Regions from separate parts of the Mus musculus genome. Here region 1 is linked to region 2. Evidence: chromatin loops called from intact Hi-C (ENCODE). Cell type or tissue: heart. All regions are shown on one strand. Each heading gives the region's core, and the rest is flanking DNA. Links, peaks and the distances in the headings are about the cores only. Region 1 overlaps Prrx1 (paired related homeobox 1). Region 2 holds the start of Prrx1 (paired related homeobox 1).

What was found. A loop is a pair of places that touch in the nucleus more often than their neighbours do. Peaks named below come from ENCODE experiments on the same cell type or tissue, not always from the same donor. Only the 100,000 strongest peaks of a DNase experiment are listed, where the experiment ranks them.
Region 1: a loop joins it to region 2, with 2.2 times the contacts of the local background. A loop is called at or near these places in 4 of 42 quality-filtered maps.

What each region holds. Positions count from the first base shown.
Region 1 is chr1:163,247,932-163,259,691 of GRCm38, reverse strand. Prrx1 (paired related homeobox 1) reads left to right here. Exons shown (of 4, transcript NM_011127.2): 3 at 1,750-1,931; 4 at 11,296-11,760. The coding sequence ends at 11,434. Among named protein-coding and RNA genes, the nearest start is that of Gm20471, 26 kb to the left of the region's middle. In heart, for the core only: no CTCF peak of the experiment used is centred there; no DNase peak of the experiment used is centred there.
Region 2 is chr1:163,307,497-163,319,444 of GRCm38, reverse strand. Prrx1 (paired related homeobox 1) reads left to right here and starts at 5,795. Exons shown (of 4, transcript NM_011127.2): 1 at 5,795-7,050. The coding sequence starts at 6,810. In heart, for the core only: CTCF peaks have their summits at 5,866 and 7,326; DNase peaks (open chromatin) are centred at 2,334, 5,864, 6,994 and 7,394; H3K4me3 peaks cover 5,666 bases; H3K27ac peaks cover 3,728 bases; H3K27me3 peaks cover 2,878 bases.

The DNA of each region.
Region 1 (11,760 bases), core at 3,761-11,760, 62 kb after region 2:
CAGGCATAAGCCTAAGACACACTAAAAAAACAAGTGTGGCTTTACGATAAACAGAGAGCTAATTCTTGGACAGTGATATTTTGTGTGTGTGTGTTAAGAAATTTTCAGTTTAGTTTCCAGTAGGAAGGTGGTAGAGGGTATCAAACAAGGCATCAGTTACATTTACATTTAAAATGGTAACTCTAATGGCAATGAATTGTTCCTATTACAAAGGAAAGATCTGAGGACTGGGCAGATAGGGAGGAGGTGTCTAAAACCACCTTTGCTGATTTCCATCCAGGCCCTGCATGCTGCATGATTCTATGGGGGGCAACAGTCACATGGCATTTTAGGTAAATCTTGTCCCCTAGAGCAATTTATTCCCACACACCAGCATACTTTCTAAAAACTTGACCAAAAATATTTGGTTTACATATTTAGATGTAGATACACATCAGGCTTCAACAAACTTTGAACTGCTTAAGAGCAGTCAATAAGTCCTCGCCATCTCTTTCTTCCCATTTAGTACAAGGTCTGCACTCTAATGAGTACTGCATAGAGCATTCTTGAATGAATATAATAAATGAATAAAATCACATTGCAGTCTGGAAGAATTGTATGGTCATGGGCTAGATACCCTTAAGTAAAAATAAATGCAGTTATCATTAGCATGAACTTCAGGATTATAACACATTTCCTCAACTTTAAAGTAGAAATGATAAAACCCAACATGCAGAATTATCATGCTAACTAGAAATACCGTAAGTCACAATGTTGGTTACTAGTCCTAGTATCAATTTAAATATGTTAAGAGTTTATAATTAGTTGTTGCAGATCCTGTCCGGCTATGCACATCCCTTGAGATGTACAAATAAATGTCCTCCAACTGAATCTCAGGGCTTAGTGCCTGATGTGTTTGTTTGTTTGTTTGTTTTTTCCTCCGTGCTGAGAGTTCCTGTATAGAATGTAGATAGGTTTCTCTGTCTGATTCAATATGGTAGAAGTGCTGGGACCCTAAAGCCAGGACCTAGTGTACAGATCCACCCTTGAGGAGAGAGGGATACCCCTAAACATCTATGGTCCCTTAGCCTTGGTCTACAGAGTCCCCATTTGGTTGGGCTCCATCGGGGTTGCCAGTTTACTGGAGCGCTCTTTAGTGGTTCTTTTTCTTTTGTTGCGCCTTCACTCCTCCTATGGCTTTTCCTGTACCTTTTCTATGGATAATTTTCTTCTTAATCCTTGCCAGAAGGTGTGGGGAGATAGAGAGTTTTCTTTAAATAATGAACACAATGGAAGCAGATAAAAATTTTGAAGAATCTTTAAAATGCCAAAAAAAAAAAAATCAAACCTATTGTATCCATTGCCAACATCTAAGGAAATTCTAATTTTACTGAATATAATTTCAACAGGGTTTATAACCAACATTTTATTGTCTTCTGGAATGTTCATAGATTCCCATCTCTGGATTTTTAATTACTACAATTATTTCATGGTCCTTTTGTGCCGGGCCTTTTTTATGCTAAGCTCTACCCCTGAAGAATTCCACAGATACAGAGGTTTAACTCTAAAACTCATTGCCTGTGGAAGAAGGATAACACTGCAGGATTTCTATGATTTTTAGGAAGGGGTCTAGACTCATCTTGTATTTTTCTTGAGAGGGCATTATATAGTAAAAAGATCAACCAAAGTTTTATTCATGTAACCTATTGTTGTTGTTGTTGTTGTTCCTCTCCCTCTTGACATCTTTCTGCCCTCCTAACAATCTTCCAGGTGTGGTTTCAGAACCGAAGAGCCAAGTTCCGCAGGAATGAGCGAGCCATGCTGGCCAATAAAAACGCTTCTCTCCTCAAGTCCTACTCAGGAGACGTGACTGCTGTGGAGCAACCCATCGTACCTCGTCCTGCTCCCAGACCAACCGATTATCTCTCCTGGGGGACAGCCTCTCCGTACAGGTGAATGACTGGCCCACTCTCTCTTGCTCCACTTCCACACGCTCCCCAGCCATCCACCACTCTCAAGGCTGCTTTTGCAGCTGGCTGACATTCCTTACTGGGTTTACCTCTTCAGAGACATTCAACTTGCTGGCATCCACACACTTTTTTTTTTCCAGGAGATTTCTAGTTGCCCCAGGAGCAGGGCTTGGGGCAGAAGAGAGAGGGGCAGCCACCAGCAGTCTCCTTCTGGACTCAGGAATTCTTGCCAAGGTTGCAAGACTGGGAAAGAATATAAATGAACAGATCCTTTGTAAACTGTGCCCGATGGCCCTCTTGGAACCATTCTGGAACAAAAGTATCCCATTTAAGACACATTTGCTGTGTTATGGCCAAGTAGGGAATCAACGTGTAATTACTCCAAGTGTAGGACTAAAGGCACTCTTCACAATAAATCTGATTTTGAATGAAAAGGAAAGGAGGAAGGCTGGAAGGGAGGAGGGGTGAGGCAAGGATGGAGGGAGGAGGAGGAGGAGGAGAGAAAGGAGTGAGACAGGAGGGAAAGAGGAAAAGTCAGCAACAGAGAAGCTCATTTTAATCACTTTCATGACCCTAGAACTTTGTTAGGGAGAAGGTTTTCTTTAGATTCCCAGTACTTCCTACTCCGTTTGTACTTCTTATGTATCCCAATCTCTCTCTCTCTCTCTCTCTCTCTCTCTCTCTCTCTCTCTCTCTCTCTCTCTCTCTCCTGTGATATGCTTTAAATAGAAAAGAAGAATACACTAAACTTTTATATTAAGAAGGAATCATTTACAGCTGGAAATAATAGATGACTATTTCAATCCCTATCTGGACACTTTCGCCCTCCATTCATGGTGCCTTTCAGAAATCACAGGTTGACATAAACGCACCTAGGATTCCTGGACTGAACCCGATCAGGCTAGTATGCCTTTCTTTAAACCTTGGAGAAACCCAAGTCAAGGCTATTATATATCCTGCCCAGAAGAACTATGTTCACATTCATTTTTCTATTGAATGACATCTGTGTATCTTTTTAAAGTTAATGCTTGACCCATGGAGGGATTTAAAACTGGTTACAGGGAATTGGGCCCAGATAAAGATGAGAAATGCCACATTTGTGAAACACAAGTGCTTTGACACACTTGATAGGTGCCACTAAATCCCAAAGCCTCATCTAAATGCTCTCTCAGGTCCAAGTAAGTTCTTCAGAGAAACGTCGTAGATGCATTTGGAAGTTTTCTACACACCCCTTGTGAACTTAGCCTGAAGCAGCTCTGATCTCAACGATAGGTATCTGTGTCTGTAAGAATGAGAGAAACCCATGTATGTTCTGGGTCTTCATTGGCCCAACCCTTGTGGCCATGTCTATGTTACCTACTTGATATTTAGATGCTTCTCCTGTAGAACTTACTAAAAACACATTTTGGAGACTGTTTGTGTATAGCATATTCTATAATATTTTAAGTAAGAGAAGGACTGTTTTCCCTACAACTATTGGTAGTCCATAGAGTCAGTGAACAGGAATATGGGTATAGTTCAGAGGTGGTGCATTAAGCTCTCTGGTTTGAATTTGCGTCTACCCGGGAAGTATTGCTCCTTTTTCTCCTTATGTCTTCTTTGGGATTTTTACCCCAAGCAATTAACCATCCAGATGGCTGCCATGTGGTCCCTACTCATGGAGCTGAACACAGCATACTGCACAAATGGAAATGAGATCCTTCCTGAACTAGCATCAAGTTAGGCAATCTGAACCAAAGAGACATGCCCCAGTGTGGGCATCTAGCAGAAACTAGTAACATGGGGGTTTGGTGTGCCTTTTGGGGAAATATTCTATTTTAATTGAAAAAAATATAGAAATTCTATTTTGAAAATCCACTCATAATCTCACCATCTTGACATTAGTTAGCTCATTTTATGATTAGAGTCCATTAGTTTATATAGGGATAGTCTTAGTGTATATATTATTTTGTATTATGCTCTTTTATCGTTTAAAACTGTGTAACTTAGTACTTTATACTAATTTCGTGGTATGCATTTATTTCTCTTATACACAATGTTTGTAAAAAAAGCCAATTGAAGCAATATAGAAGCTAATTGTTCATATTTTGTATGAAGAATAAAACTAATATCCAATATAAGTAAAAAAAGCAAAAGTTTAAGGCCACAATTTAATCAATGGTATGTTTCTTTGACCTATTGTTAACTGAAGTGTTTTTAATCTCATTAATTTCCAAAAGTGTCAAAGACTATTCTGTTACTTGGGGATGTTTCTGCTATGTTTAGAATCAAATATATTATGGTTTTACAGTTTGAAGCTTTCTAGGAAACATAACTGTTATTGAGGAAATATATATATATAAAAGCAAGAAATAATGAAAAGCAAAGGCGATGACAAACCTTGTTGTTTCTGTCAGTACCATCATGTCAAGCTAGTACCTCACATGAGATATTCATTAAAAGATCTTTCTCTTGGTCAACCTTTAGAGCACTCCTGTGTGATAGCTCTATTCTTGCTCTGGTTCAAAACAAGAGGAGACCAGACACTTCCCCCAAGTTTAAGTCTCCAGCAAGCAGAGTTGGAACAGTACTTTTGGGCCTGATTTCTACCCAAGTCACTGGGCTGCATGACCAGCCTATCCTATTCAAATTTAACATTGCATTGTATTGGAAAAGCCAAAATGTATAAGATTGGGAAACTATCTAAATTCTACCTCATGGCTCAAGCATTCTTTCTTGATCAGCAAAATTTGTCTAAAGCTGAGGTCTCTATCCTAGGGTGTGGCATCTTAAGGCAATGGCTTACATGGTTAGCTCATGAAACCAGGGACAGAGAGCAGACTCTTGTCAGAGAGAATGGTTTTCTGACTTCTATAGCTTGTCTCAGGAGAACAGGAAACCAAGTCATAAAAGCAGTTATTTGCCTATGGTCAGAATCATGGGCTGAAAAGTAACCTCTGTCCCCTTTGCTTTTGTTGGATGTCTTTGCTATTGAGTGGAAAGATCATATAACAGTTATATCATCTGGACTGGGAAGGTTTTGGAATGATACTAATGATTACATTAGGACGAAGGGTATAAACCAAGATTGTCTCAGGCAAACCAGGACATTTGGTTCACTCTAATTATAGCTCATCATGATGACATCACTCCTTCTCTTGAGCACATTAGATGATGACATCAGACAGGCAGCCAAGGTACTAGAGGAAGCAATGCACTTCTTAAAAAAAAAAAAAAAAAAAAAAAAAACCACTTTCCTGACAGAGGTTGTTATTATCTGTAGCTAATTGAGGCAACCATGTCTTTGGGACATAACCCCACTTCTTAGGTGAGAATCATTTTCTTTAAGTGATTTATGAGAATGGAAATGCACACCAACCCTAAAATGATCAAGACTCACTATCCGTACACTGTCATTGCCTCATGAGTAGTAAAAATCAACTAAATTTTATATAATTCTTTGAGATGAAGTTGCCAAGACACTTTTCCCTGGACATCGTAGTTCCTACAAGAGGTAGACAGTGAATGGCTTGGCTCTGTAGTACTGGTCAGGAGTGCCAATTGTAGAGGGAGGGCTGGACTTGCATAGTGGCAAGGGAAAGAGGCTGATTCCTCTTGTACAGTGCCCCTCCCCTCTGGTGGTCTTGGTCATGGTGCTGCTGACATCTGCTCAACGCATTTGGCTCATTTCTCCCTTTCACACTTTCAAAAATAGATCTTCGTCCCTCCCAAGATGTTGTTTACACGAGGGGCTTCATAACGGATTCTAACGGAAGACACTGAAAAGGTAACTTGTCAGATGGGCAGGAGGGTGGCTTCTGGGGTAGGGCTTAAGGGTGAATTAGGGTTTTCGTTCTTGTTTTTTTGTTGTTTTTTTAAAGAAACTGAGGAAAGGCATCCTAGAAATGTAAGCAGTGGAGGTCTCCATATGGGGAATTAGAAGTCAAGAATGTAAAAAAGCCTGCCCAACTGAGGGAGTGTAAGAGTTGGTAAAACAGCCTCCCTCAGACACAGCTACATTCAGGGATCACTGGGCTGAGCCTATGAAGACTCTGATCCAGTAAGTCTAGAGTGGAGTTGGAATTCTGCATCTCTCGGTTGCTCCACTGAAGTCATTCTCATGGGGATCCCATTTACAAACTTTGACTGGGGTGACTTCAGATATCAGAGTATGAGCCAGGGGTCTGACTATGTTATTATCCTGATTCTGTGGTTTCTCAGGCCAGTACCATAGTTGATTTATCTTGTAACTTAATATTTTAAAATAGAGCTAGGTATACCTTGCCTATTGTATGCCTCACAAGGGAGTTTGGAACCCAGGGATAAACAATGTAGTATGTATACTCAATACTGAGATCAGAGAAATGCAAAAGATCTGGTGGCAGTAGAGAGATATTTCTAGAAAGAAAAGTTAAACATTATAGAGGGATGGAACAGAACAAGCGATAGGAACCAAAGCCTTACCAATGAGAAGTGGTCCCATGTGTCCACTTCAAGAAAGCCAAGGCTACATTTTAAAACTCAGCTTCTGCATTTCAAGTAGAAGCAAGACATGATGATTTAAGTTGCACAGGCATGCCTCCAAAGGCTTCATGGAATCTCTCTTTAGAAGTAAGTTTTCCTAGGATGACTGAAAATTTTCTTAGATGACACACACATACCTCTATTGCTCTTGCCTTGACAAGACGACAAACCAAAGAGATGGCCTCTGACCTCTGTATTTCAGAATCCAGAAAACAGTGAAGCAGAGCCTGTGAGAGGCAGTCCTGAGGGGGTGGAAACCTGGATTCTAAGGACCATGCCCATGCTTCTCAGGCTGCCACAATCATGAGGATGCTTTAAGCTGCTTGTCATCCACAATCACGATGATGCCTTAAGCTGCTTGTCATCATTTATTCGAAAAGGCTGAACAAAAAATAGCATTAAAGATTGAGTCAGGCACTACGTTTTTCTCCCCAGTTGTTTTGTGATTTACAGGACTGACCCTATGGGTGATTAGAAAGCAAACCATTGAGAGTATTTGCTGTACTTCCTTGGTATTGGCGATCTTTCAGAGAAAGTTGAATTGGTCTTAAATGACTTGTCTCCGGAGGAAACAATCATCTAATCCTGCTGGTAGGGTTAGCACTCTGCTGGGTTGCATCTGCTTGGAATCTCCAAATAAGGAAGAGGGAGAACTTCATGCTTCCAGAAACGTGTCAGCTCTGCGAAGTCCCACTGCAGACTTGATGAGTCAGCAGATGGAAGACAAGCCTTTCGTTCACATCCCTAATGTGTCCATATGCTTTGTTTGGCAATGCAGCTTCTTGGTTACAAAGACCTTTGTTAAAAATTCAATAGAAATGGTACATTAGCCAATCTTTTAAACCTCAGTCCCAGGACTCAGCTCAGATGAGTTCCTGCATACAGGACTTGGATGTCTGTCTGTTCACCGGGCTCTTGGTGGTTGTCCTGTGTTTAGCTAATACACTTCACTAAGTACCTCTCTCTCTCTCTCTCTCTCTCTCTCTCTCTCTCTCTCTCTCTCTCTCTCTGTCTGTCTCTACTCTAGGAAGTTTCCTCTCACCCTCAACTCTAGGAAGTTTCATTCTGTGAAGCAACAAATAGTAATTTTACATTGACTGAATTGGCCCATGAATTGGTTGAAATCAATTAGTTACCTTTGTGGATGTCCTTCTGGTGGGAAGAGATTTTAGGATTCTTTTGTTTCCTAAAGCAGAAGTTTCCATGACCTAGAAAACAGGTGGTCATGAACAGTCTCTTGGATTGGCAGTCGTCCAAAGCTCTCCTGCATCTGTTGTCACTTAAGCAAGCAAGTCTTCCATATCCCAATGCCATGTTTAAAGCATGACTAAGCAACTCTTTAGACACCCAGTTAGTTACCCAGTAACACACCAGTAGTTAATTCTCTCTTTTCTGACTGGTAATGAGTCTTGTTTGTCATGGGTATGTCAAAAAGCTGCTGCTGGCTTGCCTATATTGCACATTTAGCTTGAGCTGTAAAGGTAGACCCATGCCAAACACCTGGAAGGAGGTATATAAAATGTCACTGAAAGTCTGACTTATGGGGCCATCTTAAATATTTATTAAGAGGTAGAGAATAGAGATGATGTCAGTTCTTTGTAACCTACATATTCAGCTACCGAATGCTATAATACATTAACACAATGGTTGGATGTTCATGACTTCCTTAAGCATCTATAAAGTGAAAGGGGTATTGCTTACCAAACCTCCCATGGAAGTGCAAACTTCACTTGTTAATGTAAACTGCTCTCCTAACTTCTGGCTTCATAACTTGAGGGACTCCATATAACATTGCCACCAAATCACTGCTAGAATGTTGCGGTCATCTCAGGAGTGCCACAGAATGTGGAAAGACACTGTTCTCTGCCATGCTTGTGCAGCCTGCCACTTGAATGCCTTGGTAAATATCCAATCTTCTCTGCAAGTACTACCCTAATTCTCATTCATTTGGTTTTGAGTGAGAAAATTGATCAATCCTTCTGACTATTCTGTCAACCTACTTAGACAGAAACACAGTATTTCTAAGAGATGTGTTACCATAGTAACTACCCCAGCTACAGCATCAGACAAGATAGATAGGAGACTATGAAGTAATTATAGCCAAAATGATGTACAGACAAAATGATGTATAGACAGAATTGATATCGATACTGTAGTAGACAATTTGGAAAGATAGTAACAACTTCAGAAAATGAACACATGCTCCCCAAAGTTCAAATCCCTCCTTCCAGTGAGGAAATGGAAGACTTTCAGTTATCAAAGAAAAGGTGGGTTTCTGTTAAGTAAGAGCCTGCTGCCCAGAATCTCAAAGAATGAGGACGCTCTCTTAGAAACCCGGGCCAAGTAAACACAAACTTACTCCATAACAAGCTATAGTTTACCACTGCCATTTTTTTCTTCTCTCATGATATTTAATAGCCTTGTATATTCAAAGGTCACTTAAATTTCTTCCCAGTATTTAACAAATAATACAGACATGTTCTAATGCCAACTTTTGCACCATTTGTTTAAAATGCTAATAGCCGTGGACCATATTTAGAACCTGATATTCTCACAGAGACTTGGTTTAGAAAGGCTAATTTTATTTTATAATAATCTGTGACTTTGGCACATTCTCCAAATCTGGTTCTCTCTTTTATTAGCCACTAAATTTTTGAATGTTTGGTATATCCTGGGAAGATGTGAACTGTAAATTTGAGGTTTGCATTTATTTCCTGTAGGATACTAGATAGAAGCACATTGTTCATCTAGAAAGTAAATGCTATCTATCTGGCTTTTGTCTGGTCTTAGTGGACTGTTCTTTCCATTCACTCATAATTCAAGCCTGCCTCAACCGAGGACTCTTCTGCCTCGTGGATGAATGGTGATAAAAACAATGTTTGTTCTATTAAGCTTTAATGTATTAATGCATTTTTAACTGTGAAAAGATGTTTTATCGATCCAAGAATATGCAATGATGATGCTCTTGTATTCCACAGCCTTCTGGCTTTGTTTCTTCCACTAAGATAATTAATTTTACAGAAAGCACTAGTTCTCAAGAATAAATGAATTATTTTTTCGAAATCACTACAGTAGGGTTATAGACATCAGAGGCACTGAACAGAGGTCAGTTTAATAATTCTATATCTGGCTATGACTATTTACTTACCAAATGGTTTATTGAAAGCCAAATGTGTGGCTGGATGAAGTGTCAGCTCACCTGAAGATATAGTGGAGAAGAAAGAAAATGTGGTGACCCCTTGCAGCTAGTAGGGGACAGTGACAGCTACTGAACAAGTCAGAAATTAAAAGTGAAAGAAGTGAGTAAGGCAAAAATGGAAGATGCTGCAGGTGAACCTTGTCTGGGAGAGGGAGGCTTAAGACCGGCTACTCAGAAATCCAGCTACTCAGAAATGATCAATAAGAATAACAGCTAGAACAAGTAAAATAAATGTACAAATCTTTGTAATCCTGAGTGTTTCTCCTTCTGCTGCTGTGATGTAGACTTCATCCTCCCAATCACTTATACACATGTAATAAAGGTTTTCAAGGATTTGTTTTGTAGAAGGACTAAGAGATCCGATATTCAGTATATTTCTTTAACTATTTTTTTTTCTTGGCAAATGCTAGACTCTGAGCTGAAATAGACTACTGAGTCTTAACTCTATCCTTGACTTTGTGCTGTCCCAGATAAAGATTAAGGATCTAGTCTCTCTAGCTTTAGGTTTCCTTCTTTCTGATCTTGTCATCTGATCCCAGAACTACAAACTCCAGTGTCACTGACAAAATCCCATTGGAATGCAGGCACCAGAACTGAATATGTCATTCCATTTATAAGCCCTATCCCAGCTCTCTGTTGGAAGAAATTTTACTAATCTTAGAAACAGCTAGAATCATTCTATTTATTTCAAAGTTTCCTTTTAACTATTTCACATAAGGTAAAAGATTATTTGCATCCACATTTACACACCATTTTTTCCATTAAAAGAGATTCATGTATGGAACGAATAGAACCCCAGTAATAATGAATTCTTGCCTATGTCCTAGTTATAGTTTCTGACAATCATCTAGCTTCTTGTTTCTCCAAACAACACAAATAGTGAGGAACAGTTACATCTGAGATCAAGAATGGTAAAACTATAACTTGGGAAGTTTATTTTGAAATTTTAATATTTCCAAAATGACTGTCCCCAAAGGTAATGTGTGCTAGTCAAATACCTTTGAAAAGTTATTAAAAACAAAACCCACTGATAGGAAAGCCTTGACTTGACAATGCTTGTTACAATCATCCAATGAATCACAATGCCAGAGGAATATGATGGGTTGTTTAATAATTCTATAAGCACATATAACCATTTCTATAATCTATAATCATTTTCTATAGTATTATTGATTATCCAAAATACATTGGAGTCCAGGTCAATTTCCTAGAATGAAGAAGCAAAATTCTTTTTATCCACTGTCAAATGCTTGCCATTTTCCTTCGATGGTTTCACAGGTTATCTGGTATAGGTAGGAAAGATTAGACTCTGAACTAGCTGATGAAACTCCTGCTATTTGACATGAGCAGTCTCCTCTTACCCCTGAAATAAATCATTACTCACTGTATCCAACACAGCAAAAACCTTTCCCTACCCTGTCTCATTCTTGTCTGCTTCCCCATGCCCTGTAAAAAGATGGACACCCTTTTCCAAGGACCTTAAACTAATTGAAAACTGGAGCTGTAAGAGACCCCGAAGGTCCTCTCTTTACCCCACTGCCCTGCCTGCCTCTGTCCTGAGAGTATATCCATCCAGGGCATGGTCTTACAGCTTCATGAAACTAATGTCTGTTATTCTCCCTGCTCTCTCCTTTGTCCCTACAGCGCCATGGCTACTTATTCTGCCACATGTGCCAACAATAGCCCTGCACAGGGTATCAACATGGCCAACAGCATTGCCAACCTGAGACTGAAGGCCAAGGAATATAGTTTACAGAGGAACCAGGTGCCAACAGTCAACTGAGGAAAAAAAAATAATTAAACAGGCCTAAGAAGAAATCAAAAACCATAAGACACCTATCCTGTTCTGTCATATCTTCATCCGCCGGGGAAAAAAAAATAAAAGCAAACAAACAAAGCCAGAACTAAAATATTGGGACCATGGCGGAGCAAAGCAGGAGAGGAACAAAATGAAAATTAGTTAACAAATGTTTCTTCTTGCTCTCGGATACCTACCATCACCATTTGCTTTTGTGTGTGTATTTTGTTTTCCTTCTATCCATGCTTAGCTAATTATACTCCAGGCTTCTTCTGTTAGGCTCAGCCCACCCATTCCTATAATTGTATGAG
Region 2 (11,948 bases), core at 1,685-9,684:
TGTGTGCCATCGTGTGGGTGCTGGGAATAGAGTCCAGGTCTTTCAAAAGAATATGCTCTTAACCACTGAGCCATCATCTCTTGAGCCCTAAGACTGATAGAGACCATTGATTACCTGGAGAAGCTAGGGGTATTGTCTGAGAATGAAGATGCTGAAATAATTCATTTTCTATTGGATGAAGATGATTCATATAGGGAGGAGGTGACGAGTTAAGTTTCGGACTTGTTAGCTGGCTCGTGGTATCACACACCTTTAATTTCAGCACTCAGGAAGCAGAAGCTGAAGGATCTCTGAGTTCAAGGCCAGCCTGGTCTACAGAGTGGGTCAGGGCTACACAGAGAAACCTTGTCTCAAACAAACAAACAAAAAAGTTTTAGACATATAAAATTTCACTTTCCTCAATGCATGTACACGACAATAGTAAGGGAGATGGCTGTCTTTTTATTATCAAGGCTTACAGTGTGCTCAGCAGTGAACTAGATGGATTGCATGCACAGTCATTTAACTTTTAAGGAAGTGTGTGGTAGCAGCCATGATCAGCCTTATTTTACCAAATTTTGAGCTTGGTCCTGGTGGCACACCTTTGTAATCAAATCACTCAGGAGACTGCCGCAGAAAGACTACCAGTGAGAGGCAAGCCTGGGCTACCTCATCTAGTCTTATTGTGACTTGGTTATGCCATGTCTGGTTGATATTCCTGGGAGGCCTGCTCTTGTCTAAAGGGAAACAGAGAAGGGGATACAGGAGGAGGAAGAGGGAGGAGGGGACTAGAAGGAGTAGAAGGAGAGGAAACTGCATTAGGAATATATTGTGTGAGAGAAGAATAAAATAAAAAGGAAGTGATGGATTTTAGATGTGTCAGTAAATAAGTGCTGTTTGGGATATTGCTCAGTAGTAAGATGTACAAAAGAGGGAGAAGCAGGAGGAACAGGATAGCAAGGATAGTTTGGGCAAACAAGTAGCAGTTAGCCTATGAGTGTGTATGAAATTGAAGAACAACCGGTTTATTATGAAGGGCAGTTAAAGACAATGGGCATAGCTCCGGAAAACATCAGTATTCAAAAGGGAAGGAATTTCTCTATGAACACCAAGGGAAGTTTGACTAAAACTATTCCTATGGTATAAGCAGCTCCTTAATGACTTGAATAGATATAGTGAAAGTATATAGTATAGACCTATACTAGGTCCCTGAATTTACTGACCTCACATCCTTTAGTAGAACAGACCATTATCAATTCACTGATAGGAAGTGTGCCTTAGTCTTTAGTTTCTTTTATTACTGCAAAGTTTTAAAACCTTACAATAGAAATATTGGACAGAGTTGGGGTTAAGTAGGGAACATCCACTTTGTGTGTGTGTGTGTGTGTGTGTGTGTGTGTGTGTGTGGACAGGAGGAATTTTCCTAGTTTGCCACTTAGGATTACAGGAAACAGAATTGGAAATACACAATAGGGTCTAGCATAAAAGCTCCATAGAAATATTAAGGTATGGGCACCCTGCAGAATCCAGAGAACGCTTCCTTTCACCCCTGGTTTCTCTATTAATGACTATGTACCAGATTGTCAGCCATGATCAGGAAAGCACTTCCACCCCTGACATGGCGTGTTGTTTGCATGAGGGTAATACCGTGTTCTTTATGTATCAGGGAACCTGTGTTTGTCATGTGTGATTATCATGTCAGCAAATTAAGATGTCAGAGAGCACAAGTCTCGGCTTCTCGCTCAGAGGGGGGGCTGCCTAGAGTGGGGGACATCCTGTTAACCAGATGAAGCAATGGTCTGCGAGCTTCTTGCACCAGGAACATCCTAGACAATAATCACTATCAAGCCTGTAGGCAGGACCACCCAATGCTACATGGCTGTCAACCAAAATTCCTTCTTACCCTAGTCTAGTCTCTTGGCAACTCTCATTCCTAGCTCTACCTTTGCTCCCACTGAGGTCAGGGTGGGAAGTCTGAAAACAAAAATGCTTTTAGAGGGGCTAGACCAGAAAGTGGGTAGAAATCCAGTGCCCAATACTGGATGGACTTACTAGGAAGAGAACTCTATAAGTTACGTCATCCAAGGTTACAGACTTTTATAAATAATGATTGATGGGTAGGAGTCAAAGTTAAAGGCAAGGGAAAGCCTACACATGTTCCAACCTTCCTCCAAGGAGGTCACTTTGGAAGACAAAATGGTGATTAAAGAAAGACAAAGGCAAACCCAAGCCACTTTCCTCTAGGACTTTCAGAGTGCTCAGGCCTGGCCAGCAGCCTTCCTTGAAGATAACTGTGTACTGGTAGCCACAGCTTCCTCTCCTGAGCATTTCTGCCAGATGGTTACTCTGTTCTGGAATTCTGAAAGTTCTTGGCTCTCCTGGTAATTGCAGCCTGAGCACTGAGCCTTGAGCCCTGAGCCCAGAGAACTAGGTTCAACTTTTTTCTCCTTGCTCTGCCCCTGCAGCCAACAATCGATCCTAGAGCCTGGACATAAAAGAGATAAGAGGCAAAAACAAACAAACAAAGCCCTCCCTGGCCCAGAGCTGAGTGTGCTTGGTAGAGCAGTAACTGTGTTGACTCCATGGGACCTGGGAACACCTTCTCCTGCCCAAGCACACAGCTCAGATGTGATGTAAATGTTCTCTGATGTAAATGTCTTACATTTCCTCCTAGGGCTATTCTACTGTCTTTAGTTGCAATCCAGAATCTCAAGAAAACACAAATGCCATATGTAAACACAATCAGGATGCAGATCCAATCCAGTTGAAATTGCAGACAGAGAGAGAGAGAGAGAGAGAGAGAGAGAGAGAGAGAGAGAGGAAGAAGAAGGAGGAGGAGGAGGAGGAGGAGGAAGAGGAGGAGGAGGAGAAGAAGAAGGAGGAGGAGGAGGAGGAGGAGGAGGGGGAGGAGGAGGAGAAGAAGAAGAAGAAGAAGAAGAAGAAGAAGAAGAAGAAGAAGAAGAAGAAGAAGAAGAAGAAGAAGAAGAAGAAGAAGAAGAAGGATGAGGAGGCGGAGGAGATGGAGCTGGAGACAGAGATGGAGACAGAGAAGAAGAGGAGGAGGAAGAGGAAGAAGAAGAAGGGAAAGGAAAGACAAGAAAAGAGCAGACCCAGAAACACCTGAAAAGGCCTGGGGTAACAAAAGTTCCTTAGGGTGTGGGTTTCCTAGAGGACTTGCTTCAGAGGGGCTTTTCCCAGTCCAGCCAATCCTTCCCCCTGACTGCAAGGGATAGTCTAAGTTTTCTGGCCAGACAAAAGGGCTTAGTGCACACAGCTGAAGCCCAGGAGACCTTCTAGGAAGAACAAAAGGTTCCAGGAGTCTTTTGAGCTAGCACAGCCTCTAAGGAATGCTAAACAAGGTTGTTAGGTAGCCTAGCCGCCTCCCTTGCCCTCCCTAGGCACCAGCAGATACAGGTTTCTGTGGAACTCCAGAGCCCCAGTTTGGAGGACTAGAGCACACTCTGTGCCCACAGATGTCAAAGGACACCTTTCTAGTATACCTCTCCTTGCTACAGGTTTCTAGAACAATGGGGGAGGGGAAGTCAGCAAGTGGCAGTAGTTGGTTTGCCTCTGACCTTTAGGAAAATACCAGACATTTGCATTTTCTATATATGCTAGATGCTATATTTGTTATTATCTAAACAAATTTGCTACACAGATGTTAGAAATGTATCTAAATGTTCCCATAGAAACCATTAATACCCAGGTTGATACTGTAGCAATTGGTTGATAGGAACATGGGTAACCAGCTGCGGTTTTTCAAAATGTGCCTGCTTCCTGGAGAAAAGGCGGAATGCAAGGAAAGGCACTTAATGATATTTCTGGGGATGGTCTCTGATCTCTTTTCCTTGACAGTCTTCTGGAGTATCAACCATACTGGCTGCAAACAGAAACAAGGATACTTCTTGGAGGCAATATCTAGGGTGCTAGAAGTCCTGATCTTTTACTCAGGATTTGGTCACAAATGGCAATCCTCACGTCTGAAAGAAAAAGGAATCCATCTGTGTAAGTAAAGATGGAGCGCATGAGCCTCCAGTCTGAGAAGATATGGGAGAGACTGATGCTGTCTGGCCTTAGGAAGAGAGAAAGGGTGTCTCCTTTCCCCTAAGGGAGCAGAGAGTTCCAGAGACACCGGTGGAAATATGCCACTTTAACCTGACCATCGAGTCGCTTCCACTCCAGGCACTTTAGGCTCTAGGAGTCTCACCGTTGGCATCTCCGAAAGCACCTCAGGATACTCAAGTCCCCACTCTGTCTGGCCCACCCACGGGCAAGTCCCCAGCGCAAGAACCAGCTCTTCTGGCTTAGATGCCCTCCGGCAGACAAACCTTCGCGGCTCAGAGCCTGAGCTGCCGAGCAGGGGCGACCAGAGCACTTTGGCGGGGCTGGGGGCTGCCGGTCGGGGGCACGGCACGAGTGGCTGGAGCGAGGCGAGGGGTGGAAAAAGGAGGGGGCGGCGGGTGGACTAATGATGAAAAAGTCTCCTCCATCCTGGCTCCTTAATTAAATGCATGGAAAGAACCGAGGCGCGCACATCTGGTTTCAATCTACAGCCCTTTGATGGCATCAAATGTTCTTTTCCCAGATCAGGGCTGGAAGTTCTGGGCTAACTATGGCCGTTTGGAGCACAGAAACCATTTATACACACTGGGACCCTTCCTTCTTTTCAATTCAATCTCATAGCTACAGGAGAAGGGGAAATCTAGCAATCAGGGGAGCGAGGGGAAACGTATGTATGTGTGTGTTTAAAGAACATAAAACGCCACAAATAAGCACATACTATTTTACTTACTGGCCATATAGTAACTCATTCCTAATGAGACTATTAAAGCTGTTACCAGATTCCAACAGGTCATGAAAACACCGTCCAGCACCGCTCTGCCCTCTGTCAAGCCTGGTCATAGACTTCGACCTTCCTCAGTCTCTGTGTTTGCCAGGGCCTCACCGAACTGGATACAGATTAGCACAGAGCCCACCCCACCCCCAGCTCCTCCTGCTCCCCCCAACTTCTTCAGCCCCAGTGTTCCTGTCTGCTCTGATCTGGGGCAGCCTCGGCTACGAGCAAGAAATTAGAACATTGGCAAAGGTAGGGGAATTATCAGGACGGACTTTCTTCTGGTTTAATGAATATGTAAATTTTCTACTGTCTGAAGCCTGGGGATTTCTGGTGGCAGCGAAAGTCTCGAATCCATTCGAAGCTGAAGACTTCTGGATCTGCCCAAGCCGTCTTTAGATCGTAGAGAGCCTCCCGTTATTATCGCTCTTGTTATTTTATTACATTATTTAATAGGCTGTCTCTACAGAGCCAAACGAGCTTTAATAGGCTTGCTCTTTTTTGCCGTTCAGTCTCAGACTCTCCCTGCGCTCTCCGCCAAAACAAAGCTGCAGGAAAAGTTACTGGGGGGCGGTGCAGCCGCAGATTTGACTGTTATAGATGTGCATCTTTTCCCTGTTCCTTTTTCTTTTTTCTTTTCCTAACAAGTTTGCCCTCAGCTGTTATCAAAACATGCAAATGAGATATTCCAAGAGGATCTCAAACAAATCCGGAGGAGTTAATGCTGAAACAAAATAATCAGCCCCGTTTTAAAGTGACTGCGGGTTTCGGGCACTTTTCTCTCTGTGATACTACTGCAAGGGAATGATAATTAGACCTTTATTTTAAAAATCCAAAGGGGCTCTCTCCTTAGCTTCCCTCCCTTTTCCCTCCCTCCCTCCTTCCTCCCTCCCTCCTCCTCTCTTGCTCCCTCCCTCTCCCTTTCTCTCTGGCTCTGATGTTGGCAAAGGGGTTTTCTTAATCAGACTGTTTTTTCGGTCCGAGGAAAAGGAGGTAGGAGATTGTGATGGAGAAAGGGGGTCTGTAAAACGTCAGGCGCCGCACAAAGGCTTTGCCACGTAATTACAGGCTCCTATTAAGTGGAGATCTGCCCTCCCAGGGGTCTCCAATTTTCTTGTATTCCCTACAAAGCCTCCTCTCCATGCCAGCCTGTGCCTTTTGAAGTGCCAGAGAGCTTCTTGATCCAACTGAGAAGGGAAAAGGAGCTCCGCACGGAGAAGGGGGAGAGAGCGGAGGGAAGGGGGACCGCCACCCTTCTGCAGACTCTTGAAGCCCCGCTTCTTTATTTCTTATTTTTTTTTCCTCCTTACGAAGAGTAAAGTGAGAATCCTGCTCTCTAATACATCTGCAAGACATCACTCTCCTGAAATTCTAGTCACTCCCGAGAATCCACAGGAGTGCAGAGAGGGGGAACGCGCTTTCTTGAAGACATTTTAAAGCTGGAACAAGCCTTCTTCTGTTGGCGCTTGAACTCTTGCCGGGGGAATAACTTTTTTTAACCTCTTTCTCTAATTTTTTTAAAGCCACTTTGATTCTTCTCTCCACCCCTTCTTCTCTCTTCTGTTTGCCTAACTCCCCCGCCCCGCTGGCCTCCCCTTTCCTCGCTCCCCCTTATTATTATTTTTAGTGTCTGCGAGTGGACGCTTTTTAAGAGTTGAAAGGGATATTTTTTTTCTTTTTGATCTAAGCATAGGTTGTTTGTTTTGTTTTTATTTTTGAACTTTTTGGTGTGGATTATCTCTCTGGACCGCGCTGGACTTGGCTTTAGCGAAGTAACCGAGGCTGCAGGGAAAGTTACTTGTCCCGAAAGTTCTACACTTCAGAAGGGGTCCCACCCTCTGTTTCTCTCTCTCTCTCTCTCTCTCTCTCTCTCTCTCTCTCTCTCTCCACTCCCCCCTCTTTCTTCCCCACTCGGCTCCTCTCCCCCCTCACGCCCACAGCGTTTGGTGTTGATTCGAGCGGGAAGAGGGGGGTGGGTGGGATTGGAGGGGAGACCATGACCTCCAGCTACGGGCACGTTCTGGAGCGGCAACCGGCGCTGGGCGGCCGCTTGGACAGCCCGGGCAACCTCGACACCCTGCAGGCGAAAAAGAACTTCTCCGTCAGTCACCTGCTAGACCTGGAGGAGGCCGGGGACATGGTGGCGGCACAAGCAGACGAAAGTGTGGGCGAGGCGGGCCGGAGCCTGCTGGAGTCACCGGGACTGACCAGTGGCAGCGACACCCCTCAGCAGGACAGTGAGTGAGGGCGCGTGCTCCGGGGAGTGTGCGCTGGGGACACAGGGTGGAGGCCCGGGGAGGGCGGCGGGAGCGTGTTCCAGGCTTCGGTTTCGGGGAGACAAGGCGTTAAGAAGTTAGGAGTCCTGGGAAAAGTGGCTGGTTGCTGATCGCAGAAAGACCGATGAGAAAAAGAGGGCTCCCCCAATGCTGTAAGCCAAGCGGGCGCTGGAGAGAGACCCGGAGGCCCAGGGACGCTGGGAGGCCAGGGGATCCCATGCAGGGATTCTGCGGCCACCACTGTCTCCAGCCGCCAGGGCTGCATCTCCAGTTCGGGCGGAGCGGCGGTCAGAAATCCCGCAGGCAGGCGGGGCGTCCACGCCAGGGTAGGAGCGGTCCGGTCCGGCCAGAGCGCAGGCTACACAGCCACCTCGGTTAGAGAAAACAGGGAACAAAGATGCAGGGCAGGCTTGGGAGCGCGTCTTCCCTGGGGTTGAAGGGAAAGCACTGTGCTCAGAGGAACCTGGAAGACAGGACTAAGGTCGCATACCCTCTGTGCATATGACCCAAGCCTGGAAAAGACTAAGGGCAGCGCGGGAACACACAATTCTTGTCGCCCAGGCTTGCTCTCTGACCTCTGCTGTCATCTCTACCTTGTTTAAGATAGAGCTAAAAACCCACCTATTAAGTTAAACCTTGATGAAGCTAGGAGAATTTTCGTTAGAAGCAAAATCCAGAGACTGCCTGGCTTGGTCTAACACCATATTTGCATAGGGGAATCGCGGGTTGCAGGCCCAAGTTCCTGTGCAGCACGGCCTGTTGGCCCCTAGACCTCCAGAAAAGTCTATGAACAAGCTGCCTTCCCCAGCCTTAGTCACATCTCAGTTATTAACTTCACCTTTACAAAAAGACTGACTGCAAGTGTATATCGTGGTCTCTTAGTATATAACACACTTGTCACCTGGGCTCATTCTCTAGTCAGATGTACAGAGAAGTTGCAAAAGTCTGGACCCGGCAGAACATTCTAAAATGACCTCTTTCCTTATCATTATGTGCTGATCGCTCCTTTAGAGCTCCGAAGGCCCTCTGCCATTCTGCGATTCTCTCAAGGCACTGTCCCTCTTAGATTACCAAATAATTTTTAAGGCACTCAAAACAAACTGGCATCAGAGCCAGCTGGAAAGGGTTCCTGGGCACAGTGGGGGGAACCAAGCTCACAGAAGCCACAGGAGAGCCCTATGTGATCAGGGCAGTGGCTCCTAGTTCTGCAGTCTGCTAGGATTGAAGTAGTTCAGATGGCAGTATCTTGGGGACAGTCAACGCTGGATTGGGCTCACTGAGCACCACATGAGCTGGATAAAGAGATATGAACTAGCCATTTGAATTATATATATATATACCAGTCTAAACCACACCCAGGAAGAATCAGTGTCCCCAAAGCCTGGGTAAGGGCTAGGTTCCGAGCTATAGTTATTCTGTGTAGAGTTTGAGGGAGGCTGATCCTGGTATACATGCCAGCATCACACGGATACAGTATCTGAAGCTCTAATAAAATGGACTACAAAATACTATGAGTATTTTCACTGGGGCAAAATATAAAACAATATCTAGGAAGATAGTACCTGGAACTCTGTGATTCTATCAAGACAGTTTCTACACGGCTCATTGTTGATCTCAAAAGTTATCACTATTTGAAGAGCTAATGTTAGAACTTTATACTACCACCACCACCACAACCCATAAACGATGCCAAGAGAAAACAAGTATTGCAGAAACTGCTGTGTTGAAGACCAGGGTGGTCAGAAAAGAGAGGGTAATACTGCTCTTTGCTCCACAAAAGGCTGGTACATAGGAAAAGCAGGACCAAGACTGGCCTCAGCAAGCCAGAACCCCAGGGTGGCAGTCGACTTTAGAAACCGTGCTGGGCTAGAAAGGGACAGAACCCCTGTACTGTTTTTATTGGTTCATCTGGATTTTGTTTTGTTTGTTCTTTAAGGAAAGGCTAGAAGGGAGCTCCGGGATGGTCATGGTCTTCCACTGAGTATAGAAAAAGCCAGGTAAAGGAAGCCACTGAGGAGCTGATTTGGAGCGGCTGTACGGAAGCTGGTTGACACTAGAATCACCAAGGTCACAGCACATATATAAATCCCCTGACCGATTTTAAGGTTTCCAGAAAGGGGGGTCAGAGGACCTATTGTCCCCCAGAAAAGGGGACAAGATCTCATGAATCTGCAGCGAACTCTGCACCAGCTCATATTTGTAGTGACTAGAGAGGCCAATGGAGAGAGGACCCAGGGAGGTAATCAGGCTTGCCTAGGTAAAGGATACACCAAACAGGACAGTCACCAGTCAACTTAAAATGCTGGATGAGGTGAGGAGTATCAGTGAGCAGCACTTAGAATTTAGAAAGAAGTCAGGGAGACATACACACACCCACACGGGGCTGACTGTCTTTGCCTTTCTGGGGGAGATGGGCTTCGGGTTTATACTAAGAAGCTATTGCTTTTGGAAGCGGATTTTTTCTTAACCTTCCCCTTCTCCACAGGGGGTGATAGATAACAGGAGACTCTTATCTCAAATCAAGCAGCTCCCTAGATAGATACCCTTCCTTACTCTTGAGCACCAGGTAGAACGCAGAGGCAGTTGGGACCTGTGACAGGTTGTCACCCTCTGTTTCCCAGCCTGTAGCAGACATCAGAGCTCAGATTAGAGACAGGGAAGAGGGGAGTCTGCAAAAGAGGAGAGCTGCTGTGGGAGATTTGGCTGTAAGGGATTTAGGGGTCACAGTAGGGGTCACAGGGGATGGAGAAGTTCACAGCCAGTCAGGTGCTCAGAGTGAGAAAAGAAAATACCTTTCAAAGAGATGGGAAACAATGAACAGCTGCCTTAGTCTTCCAGCTATATGGAAAGTTGGCCTCTCGATCTATCTAGAGGAAATTAGCATTAAGGTTCGACTCATGCCCTCAATAATAGCCTTAATTTTGTGAAACTTTGCATTTTAACCTGGTCAATTGTTATCAAAAGTTAAGAGCCCTTACTGTCCTCTCCCACTTTAAGTCAGTAATCTTGCCCTTTCATTCCTCCTTCTGGTCAGGGGCAGACCCCCACTCTATTTTCTTCTCTGTGGAAGGACTGCTTTTATTATTGTTTCTCCCAGCCCTGTATATTTCTCTGGAAATTTTTGGTTCATTTAACACTGTTAAAAATCTACGGCTAATGTAAAGGAGGAACGACTGCGAGTGTGTGAACGCCGGTGATGGCAGAGAAGGATTGAGTAGCAGGGAAAGGAAGAAGTCATAAAAACAGGCAGACCTATTCTTGGGGCGAACAGTTCATCTCGCTGTCAACTTCTTAATTTCAACTTCTGCAAACTCTTAAAAAAAAAAAAAACACGCCTGCCTTCCACGTTCCCAACCTCTAAATTAGTGAAACCAGATTGTCCTAATAAGACCTTTTGTTGAAAACACATGTAGTCATAAAAAGGTAGACGGAAAGTCAATTAGACACGCGCGCGCGCGCGCGCACGCACACATTCACCAGCCGGCGCTAAGTGTGCACCCGGGCACAGCTGGGCCCCGGGCCGTGGTGGATGCAAATGGGGAACAACAGCGGCGCGGGAAATCGATTTGTCACAAAGGCAGAGGTGTAAACGCAGGCCAAGGATCGCCCTCCTGAGCCACCAGCCACACTCTCCCTGGCCCAGCTTCCCAATTTCTCTAAGCCAGAGGAGAAAAGAACCTTCTCTAGGGCGCTCCCCAGTTGGAATCTGCATCAAAATAATATCAATTCCCTCTCTCCCAGTTGTGGCTCCTTTCACAATAATTATGGCGCCACAAGTGTCTTTGGCAGCACCACCCTAGGGTTTGTGCCCCATGCTGGTACTCTGAATTTGAATTCAGGCCTCAAGGATCTTAATTCAAGACAAAGATCATAAAACAAGTCCTCTTAAGGGTGGCCTGGAAATTTCTCTCTTCACAGGAGCAAGGGATAAAAATCCAGGAGCAAAGGAGTTCCCCAGTCCTGAAGTGTATCTCAAAGGCGGGTGGTGACCTGCTTATTTTGCTTATTTTACGTACTGGGACAGAGAGGATCATGGGTGCGTCCTCTTAAAATTTTTAGAGAAAAAGACAATTTAGTAACTTCGAAAGTTTGGGGACCAAGGATGTCTTGGGGTTTGAAATATCAGGGAATTGCACCCAGAAGAGCCAAGGACTTGGGCTGACCAGACTCCTTGAGGCTCATTCTCCTATTCCATGAAACCCTTCTGAGACCCTGTAGCTTCCTAGCCTTAGATTTTGCTCTGTGCGGATGAACTTTCTTAACTCAAGTCACAGTGCTGGGTAGCAAAAAACAGGCCCGCAGCAGATCACACCAATGTCAGTAGTTCCTTTGTCTTCCCATCATTCTTGATTTAACAGCAGGGATGTATAAATCATCCCCAAACCAACAAATGCCACCCCTCAGGCCCCCTGCGAAAGCAGCGAGTGCTTTTCTATTACAGGGGCGGACTCCCAAGGCTGAGTTTCTAAAGAGTTTCCGCCTGGGAGCCCTATGCTCTAAATGGCGGCTATAGATTCTCAACTATGACCTATGACGGTCTCTAGACCAATTGGATGTTTTATTTTAAAGAATTTACAATCCTCTCCCTATGCGGTGTTTATCGGGATTCACTGACACGTAGTGAGCAGAATCTCCGCCTAGACAAAGCAGGCAAAAACTCTGGGACTGCGGGTACCCAGTTGTTTCAAACTTCTGTGCCTGTGGGTCTTGCACTGTGACCCCAGGGAACCTTCAGTTTAAGGCTCCATCCTCTTTGTATGCTGTGGAATGTTCATTTTATTAACTCTGTAGAAGAGCCACATGAGGAACCACTTTGAAAATGGAAAGGGGTATTTATAGAAAAGGAGATGGGTTTTGCA